Regions from separate parts of the Homo sapiens genome. Here region 2 is linked to region 1. The links are chromatin contacts, found by Hi-C or POLR2A ChIA-PET in ENCODE. All regions are on one chromosome and are shown on one strand. Each heading gives the region's core, a stretch centred on a gene start or an enhancer-like site at or near the end of the contact. The rest is flanking DNA. Distances are from core to core; before and after follow the strand shown. Region 1 holds the start of SPRTN (SprT-like N-terminal domain). Region 2 holds the start of MAP3K21 (mitogen-activated protein kinase kinase kinase 21).

Region 1 (4,113 bases), core at 940-3,439:
CCTCTCTGAACCTTAATTTCTTTACTCATAAAAATGAAAACAGCAACACATGAACATAAACAGGGCTGTTGTAAAATCAAAACAGATAATATACCTAGAAGGCTTTTATTTTTTTGAGACAGAGTCTTGCTCTGTCACCCAGGCTGGAGTGCAGTGGCGCGATCTCGGCTCATTGCAAGCTCCGCCTCCTCAGTTCATGCCATTCTCCTGCCTCAGCCTCCCGAGTAGCTGGGACTACAGGCGCCGGCCACCACGCCCGGCTAATTTTCTGTATTTTTTTTTTTGTAGAGACGGGGTTTCACCGTGTTGGCTAGGATGTTTTTGATCTTCTGACCTCGTGATCCGCCCGCCTCGGCCTCCCAAAGTGTCGGGATTACAGGCGTGAGCCAGCGTGCCCGGCCCCTAGAAGCCTTTTTTTTGTTTTTTTTTTTTTTACTATGAAGCACTATAAAAAACATAAGGTGTTCATTATTGTTTGCCCCATAATTCAAGCTTTCACTGAGGGCAAAGTGACTTTTTTTAACGATACATACAGGCGAATTCACAGCAGTCTAAATCATTGACAAGTATTTGTAAATTACTGCGCTAGGAAGCAAGTTTACACGAAAAATACCTCTACAAGATCCTTTCTTGGCCTCAACTTCAAAAGGGGTTCGCTGAGACGGATGGAACACATTCCACCCTTCCCTTCATAGCTGCATATCCCAGCACACCTAGAAAACAATCACCATAAAAATGTGTTACATTGGCCAAATATGCCCAAGTCCTTACACATTCTTGGGCAGTTCACACTAACTCAGTTGGCAGATGGCTTTCATGAAAGTATACCCCCCTTGGTTAGCAGATACTTGCATTTCACCTAATTAATTAGTTACAACCCCCGCGGGCGCCTCCCGCGATGGCTCCGATCCCCGCCGGGCAAGGAAGGAAAGCAGCGTGCTCTCACCACCCTGCTTGAGAAGGTGGAAGGCTGCAGGCACCTGCTAGAGACGCCAGGACCGTACCTGGTGTACAACGGGGACCTAGTGGAATACGATGCGGACCACATGGCCCAACTGCAGCTCCCCTTGCCCTAGCTAGGCTGCAACAGCTCAAAGGCAATCCTATTCTGCTACTCCCAGTCTCCTTCCGACAAGTTACAGTTCGGTGTTATTAACAAGCAGATATCTCCAGTAGCATATCTCCAAAATCATAACAGACGCCTGTATAAAGGAAATTGGTACTTTAAACACAATTTAATATCATATCTTAATTTGTTTGACAGTAGGTTGTTTTCTATCAACTCAAAAACAAGCATGCTGGGATACAACTGTATCTTAAACTTAACCCTGTTCACGTGCAGGAGTAGATTATTATTTCAAATAGGGATTTCTGAAATTTAGCGTGTAGAAAAAGAATCGTTTTAAAAGCATCACTGAAGATCCCCAATGCAACACACGAGCTAACTAAAGTGGGTTTCCTAACGGGAATAGAGGAGGAGAACACACATCCTTTGGCAGTTACTCTGCGTCCTCAGCACTTTCTTAGGTGCAGATTTGGTTGCTTCTCCCTTCTGGGTCCTACAGCACTATCATAAGGCAAATCAGGAACTTGTTATTTTCAAGTGAAGTGAGATTCAAATAAAAATCTCTTTTTTGTTACGGCCCTGAGTCCAACCGTGGCGGTGTGGTCTACACAGCTTTCTTATTGTTCGAGTGGGAGAAAAGGTAAGGAAGACAGAAACACGCCGAGGCAGGAATTGCCAGGTCCAAAACCAGACTCCCCTCATTTAACGCCCCCTGGGACCGTCGGACTAGAGAAAGGAGAGAAAACCAGGGCCGGGGGCTGCAGGAAAGCTGCCAGTCCCGCCTCTTTCCCCAGCGGGGCTCGGAACTCACAGGGTCATTCGCACGCTCCACTTCACCTCGACGGCCTCCAGCTGGCCCCAGAAGAATTGGTCGTTAAACTGAACAAACAGTGCCTGCAAGTCCGGTGTGGGGTCCACCAACTCCCACGACGCGTCCACTAGCGACAGGGACTCCTGGGCATGATCGCGCTCCGCCTCCTGCAAGTTCCACTCCTCCTGAAGCCGCAGTGCCAACATCAAGTCATCATCCATCGTTGCCAGGATCACAGGCGGGGTCCGCCGGCGTCAGGCTGGCTCCCCAGTTACGCCGCGACCCCAAGCCGCCTAGCCGAGGACCAGGACTAGCTCCTAGGAGATGCCGGCTCTCGAGACGGCCCGTCAATCCCGCGAGAGTTCGCGGAAACGCGCTTGAGAACGAGAACGGAGCTTACCCCAAACGCCGAAGCCAAGATTCTAGGGCTTTAAAAAAAGCAGTCAGCATGACACCTCCTAGTGGGCGCAGAACCTGGGCTCACAGGGCTCGGGCCCTACGAAGCTTTCAGGAAGCTAGTTTCAGCCTTTACTCTTTGCCGGTTATTTCAAACCTCAACGTCACGCTCGGTTCATGCGCAGTACCGAAATTTCTCTCGGCCTCTCCCTCCCCTCACTTCCGCAATAGCTCATCTTGCGCATGCGCTTTAACCGATGGCATTGCTGCGCAGGCGCAATGTCTGCGCTCGGCCCACTTGCGCAGGCGCAGTGTCTGACGCTCAGACCCGGCGCAGGCGTACTCGTCTCGTTCCCATTCCTGCTTCCTCAGCCCAGGAGCTCGGTTGGCCTTGGGTGGGTCTAGACAGCCGCGGCGGCTGCGGCGCCGATAGTGACAGTGAGTGCGTGAGACCCGGAGAGAAATGGCGATGGCGATGTCGGACAGTGGGGCGAGCCGCCTGCGTCGGCAGCTGGAGTCAGGGGGTTTTGAGGCGCGGCTGTACGTGAAGCAGCTCTCGCAGCAGTCGGATGGGGACCGGGACCTCCAGGAGCACCGGCAGCGCATCCAGGCGCTGGCGGAGGAGACGGCGCAGAACCTGAAGCGCAACGTCTACCAGAACTACCGGCAGTTCATAGAGACGGCCCGCGAGATCTCCTACCTGGAGAGCGAGATGTACCAGCTCAGCCATTTGCTGACCGAGCAGAAAAGCAGCCTGGAGAGCATCCCGCTTACGTTGCTGCCTGCCGCTGCTGCCGCCGGAGCCGCCGCCGCCTCTGGAGGGGAGGAGGGAGTCGGTGGGGCGGGGGGCCGAGACCACCTCCGAGGCCAGGCCGGCTTTTTCTCCACCCCCGGGGGTGCCTCCCGCGACGGCTCCGGTCCAGGCGAGGAAGGAAAGCAGCGCACTCTCACCACCCTGCTTGAGAAGGTGGAAGGCTGCAGGCATCTGCTGGAGACGCCGGGACAGTACTTGGTGTACAATGGGGACCTAGTGGAATACGATGCGGACCACATGGCCCAACTGCAGCGGGTGCACGGCTTTCTCATGAACGATTGCTTGTTGGTGGCTACCTGGCTGCCTCAGCGGCGTGGGATGTATCGCTACAACGCTCTCTATTCCCTAGATGGTTTGGCCGTAGTCAATGTCAAGGACAACCCGCCCATGAAGGACATGTTCAAGCTGCTTATGTTCCCCGAGAGCCGTATTTTCCAGGCCGAAAATGCTAAAATCAAACGAGAGTGGCTGGAAGTGCTGGAGGACACCAAGAGGGCCCTCAGTGAGAAAAGGCGAAGGGAGCAGGAGGAGGCAGCGGCCCCTCGAGGGCCACCCCAAGTGACTTCCAAGGCCACTAACCCATTTGAGGATGACGAAGAAGAAGAACCAGCTGTTCCTGAGGTAGAGGAAGAGAAGGTGGACCTCTCCATGGAATGGATCCAGGAGTTACCTGAAGACCTGGATGTCTGCATTGCGCAGAGAGACTTTGAAGGGGCGGTTGACCTGCTGGATAAATTGAACCATTACCTGGAAGATAAACCTAGCCCACCTCCTGTAAAAGAACTAAGGGCCAAAGTGGAGGAGCGAGTTCGACAGCTCACTGAGGTGCTAGTTTTCGAACTCTCCCCAGATCGTTCCCTGAGAGGTGGTCCGAAGGCTACTCGCAGAGCAGTTTCGCAACTGATCCGGCTGGGCCAGTGCACGAAGGCCTGTGAGCTATTTTTGAGAAACAGGGCAGCCGCTGTTCATACTGCAATTCGTCAGCTTCGCATCGAAGGTGCCACTTTACTCTATATTCATAAGCTG
Region 2 (4,026 bases), core at 980-3,479, 2.0 Mb before region 1:
AAGAACCAACATCAAACAGCAATTCTATAGGCTCTTTTATACAGCAAAGTTTCATAGGATTTGCATTTAAGTCATTTGTCAGTTCTTTATTGACATCTGGAAAATCCACCCTGATTTATAAACAAAGTCAATGACACTGGCCAGGTCTTCAAGGTTTCAAGTACCTGTGCAAGGACAATGCACTTGTTATTAACCCAAAAGTGCATTACGGTGCACACCAGTGCCTCTTGTCTGGAGAAAAGAAGCCATTGAACCAATAATAAAATCATATTTCACGTAGAGACACTTTTTTTTTTTTTGAGACAGAGTCTCACTCTATCTCCTAGGCTGGAGTGCAGTGGCGCGATCTTGGCTCACTGCAACTTCCGCCTCCCGGGTTCAAGTGATTCTCATGCCTCCGCCTCCCGAGTAGCTGGGATTACAGGCGCCTGCCACTACGCCGGGCTAATTTTTGTATTTTTAGTAGCGACAGGGTTTCGCCATGTTGGCCAGGCTGGTCTCAAACTCGTAACCTCAGGTGATCCGCCCACCTCGGCCTCCCAAAGTGCTGGGATTACAGGTATGAGCCACCGCGCCTGGCCCATAGAGAGACATTTGAATGAAAACAGTCTTTGGAAAAGGTAAGAGACATGAAGTCATATTTTGAATAGGCAAACAGCAACCTCAATACAGCACTTGTAAAGTTGACGTCCCCGAGTGCATTCGGGGACTTTGATGAAGGCCACCGGGTGAAGACGGTCATGGGTTCCATATAATCTGCAGAAGGCCTCGGTTTGCAAAGTCCTACCCAGATGAATCACCTCTGGTATTGAAAGGCCAGACTGCCCCCTGAGGTTTCTAGGAGATCCAGGTATTTTACAAATGTTTCCTCTACAAGCAAGTCTGGTCTGAACTTTTTTAAAAAGCACCCAAAGGCAAGTCAAGGTTAAGCGTGTCACCAGCCCCAAAGCAAGTAACCAAGGACTAGCTGGACTTCCGAGCCCTGAAGGCCTGGGCATGAGTTGCTGCTGGCGCCCTAAGGCTGACTCCCACCTCTTTCCATCTGGTACTATGTCCTGTGGAGCCCGCCTGGGCTGGCACGGAGGTAGTCTTCCCCCACCTCCCTCTGGCCCCACTTACTGTTGCTGGACTTGAGGTCCCGGTGCAGGATGGGCACGAAGGCCTCCTCATGCAGGTAGAGCATGCCCCGCGCTATCTGCACGGCCCAGTTGACCAGCACGTGCGGAGGGATGCGGCGCGCGCGGCGGGGGCCGGGCGCGCGCGGGTCCGGGGCGGCGTTGGCAGCGGCCAGCGCTCGGTTGAGCGCTCCGCCGCGGGCGAACTCCAGCACCAGGCAGAGGTGCGGCTGCTGCAGGCACACGCCGCGCAGCTCGATGATGTTGGGGTGCCGCAGCATGGCGAAGAGCCGAGCCTCGCGCCGCACGCTCTCGGCAGCCGCCGCCGCGTCCTGCTCCGGGTCCTGGCGCGCCGCCTTCACGGCCACCTCCTGGCCCTGCCAGGTGGCGCGGTACACCTGCCCGAAGCCCCCAGCGCCGATGAGCTCCTTCAGCTCCAGCCGCTCGAAGGCGACGTGTACCGGGGAGCTGGGCCGCGAGGGCGGCGGCGCGGGGCTGGCGGCCGGGCGGCAGGGAGCCACGTAGTTGGCGGGGAAGATGCCGAGGCGCCGCTGCACCTGGCCTGCCCACCAGCCCTCGTCGCCCGACACGGCGGCGTCCTGCGACAGCACCTCCACCAGCTGGCCGCGCCGCAGGCTCAGCTCGTCCTCGCCGCGAGCCTCGTAGTCATAGAGCGCGGCCCACAGCCCCGCGCCCGCCGAGGCCGAGCCGCCCGAGGAGGTGGACGACGAGGACGCTGAGCCGCCGGGGGCTCCCCCGGCCGAGGACACCGGGGTGTCGGTCGCTCCCGCGGCGCCCCGCAAAGCCATGGGGGCAGCTGCGCGGGGAAGGCGGAGCGGGAAGCTGGGCTCAGCCTCCCGGGCGGCCGCGGGCGCGCATCGTCCGGCGGTGTGGCCGTCGGCGCCGGGGGAAGGCGAGGGGGTAGGAATCGCGATCGGTGACGGCAGAGATCACGGGCTAGCTGCCCAAAGGGTCCAGCCTCGGCCCGCGTTCCTGGCCAGCCGCCTCTGCTGCCGCAGCGGTCCCCGAAGCCGCGGGCGACGTCCCACCATGGTCGTGCCCAGGCCCTGCGGCCGGCCCGCCCGCCGCGCGCTCCTTAGCCAGAGCCTGGGACGCCCCACCCCACCCTAGCCGCGCCAGGGCCGCCCCGCCCCCTCCGGCTCCATTCCGCACCGCCCCCCCACCCCCCCGGGCCCGCCCCTAGGCCAGTCCCCAGGGCCTTCCCGCCCCTCCCCCAGCCGCCCCGCCCTCTCCAGGTTCATTCCGCCCTCCTTGACCCGTCCCGGGCGCCCAGTCTGCGCCCGCCCTATGGGACCGCCTTCCTAGGTTCGCCCCACCCTTCCCCACCAACTGCACCATCCCGCCCCGCCCTCGCCAGGTTCACTTCCCTTTTCTGTGCCAGTCCCCAGAGCCTCGTCCCGCCCCTGGCGCCCGGGCCCGTCCCCCACCACCTTGGGCCGGGCCCGCCCCCTGGGCCCGCCTGGCTGGTCCCACCCCGCCCCCGCCGCAGGTGCTCCGGAGCAATGGTGAGCCGCGCCCACATGGTCTGGGAGGCGGGATCGGCCGTCATCCGCTATAAATTTTCGGGAGAGTTTAAATTAAGCCAAAGGTAAGACTGAGGGAGGGGACGCTTCTCCAAGAAGCGGTGGGAGAGGGTTGAGAAGATGTGGGGCTTTAGGGTGTGGCGGGGAGAGAGAGAGTTGCAGTTCAGGGAGAGTGACAGAATCTCAGAACGGGCTACAGAAGAAATTGTAGCGCGGTGCCAGACCTGGGCCAGTGCGAGTGGCAAGTCACCATGCTAAGTGCGTTTGAGCCACCGTGCATCTCAGAACTGACTAGGTTACAGATCGCAGCGCAGAGTGACCCGTGGTCGGTATAGTCCCAGAAGCTCCATGATGGTAAATCCTTTGCTTATTTTTACTGTCTACTCAGATGGAAAATGCCCCAGTCTCCCTGGAAACCCACAGGTTTGGGTTTAGGAAGCATTGGCAATGGCTGGGTGCCAGACGTTGGTAGGTTACTGTGGCAGGTGATGAGGCTAAAAAGATAGAAGAGCTTAGTTATTAAAATTCTAAAATATTAGATTATCCTGTAGTAGGCCAGAATTTCCTAACGTGTGGATCCTGTACTTCCAATAACAGAAGGGACAATTTTAGATATTATGAGGATAGGACATACAGTAACATTCTGAGTTACATAAAGATAAATTTATTGTCTTTTCAGTTTTCTTTGTCTCTCAGATCAAACTATTTATTGGCTGTGTGACCTTGAGCAAGTTTCTTTATTTCTCTATGACTCAGTTTTCTCATCTATAAAATGGGAATATAATAAATAGTACCTACTTTATAGGGTTTTTAGGAAGACTAAATGAGTTAATAGTTTTACAGTGGGTCTTCTGCATCCACAGAATCAACCAACAGCTGGTCAAAAATGTTTTTTAAAAACCCAAAAAATAACAATACAAATAATACAAATAAAATACAGCATAACAACTATTTACAGAGCATTTACATTATATTAGGTATTATAAGTAATCTAACTATTTAAAGTATGGGCATACTTTGGAGATACTGCAAGCATGGTTCCAGATCACTGCAATAAAGCAAGTGACATGAATTTTTTGATTTCCCAGTGCATATATATACAAGTTATGTTTCCAGTATACTGTAGCGTATAAAGTGTGCAATAGCATTGTGTCTAAAGAATGTTTATACCTTAATTTTAAGTACTTTATAGGTAAAATGTGCTAATGATCATCTGAACCTTCAGCAAGTCATAATCTTTTAGCTGGCAGAGGTCTTGCCTCTATGTTGATAGCTGCTGACTGATCAAGGCAGTGGTTGCTAAAAGTTGGAGTGGCTATGGCAAATTCTTAAGGCAACTATGAAGTTTGTCACATGGATTGACTTTA

The links. Hi-C counts contacts between places; a loop is a spot of excess contacts on that map. ChIA-PET counts read pairs that join two places held with the same protein, here RNA polymerase II (POLR2A). Pooled maps may share reads with other maps.
Region 2: a loop to region 1 is called in a pooled map, with 9 times the contacts of the local background. The contact joins the promoter of MAP3K21 here to the promoter of SPRTN in region 1. A Hi-C loop is called at or near these places in 1 of 168 maps with a recorded cell type or tissue (CD4-positive, alpha-beta T cell), 1 of 37 single-sample maps with no recorded cell type and 4 of 50 pooled maps. POLR2A ChIA-PET finds 5 or more read pairs at or near these places in 2 of 52 experiments (MCF 10A and PC-9).

The regions. Positions count from the first base shown.
Region 1 is chr1:231,336,369-231,340,481 of GRCh38, reverse strand. It overlaps SPRTN (SprT-like N-terminal domain), which reads right to left and starts at 2,189. Exons shown (of 5, transcript NM_032018.7): 1 at 1,878-2,189; 2 at 614-713. The coding sequence starts at 2,098. EXOC8 (exocyst complex component 8) reads left to right here and starts at 2,630. Exons shown (of 1, transcript NM_175876.5): 1 at 2,630-4,113. The coding sequence starts at 2,737. RefSeq lists silencers at 905-954, 3,026-3,195 and enhancers at 703-1,577, 1,976-2,175, 1,578-2,452, 2,756-2,815, 2,856-2,905 and 1 more.
Region 2 is chr1:233,325,927-233,329,952 of GRCh38, reverse strand. MAP3K21 (mitogen-activated protein kinase kinase kinase 21) reads right to left here and starts at 2,229. Exons shown (of 10, transcript NM_032435.3): 1 at 1,120-2,229. The coding sequence starts at 1,924. It also overlaps a transcript of PCNX2 not described here. RefSeq lists silencers at 1,586-1,785, 1,975-2,126, 1,926-2,225, 2,416-2,715.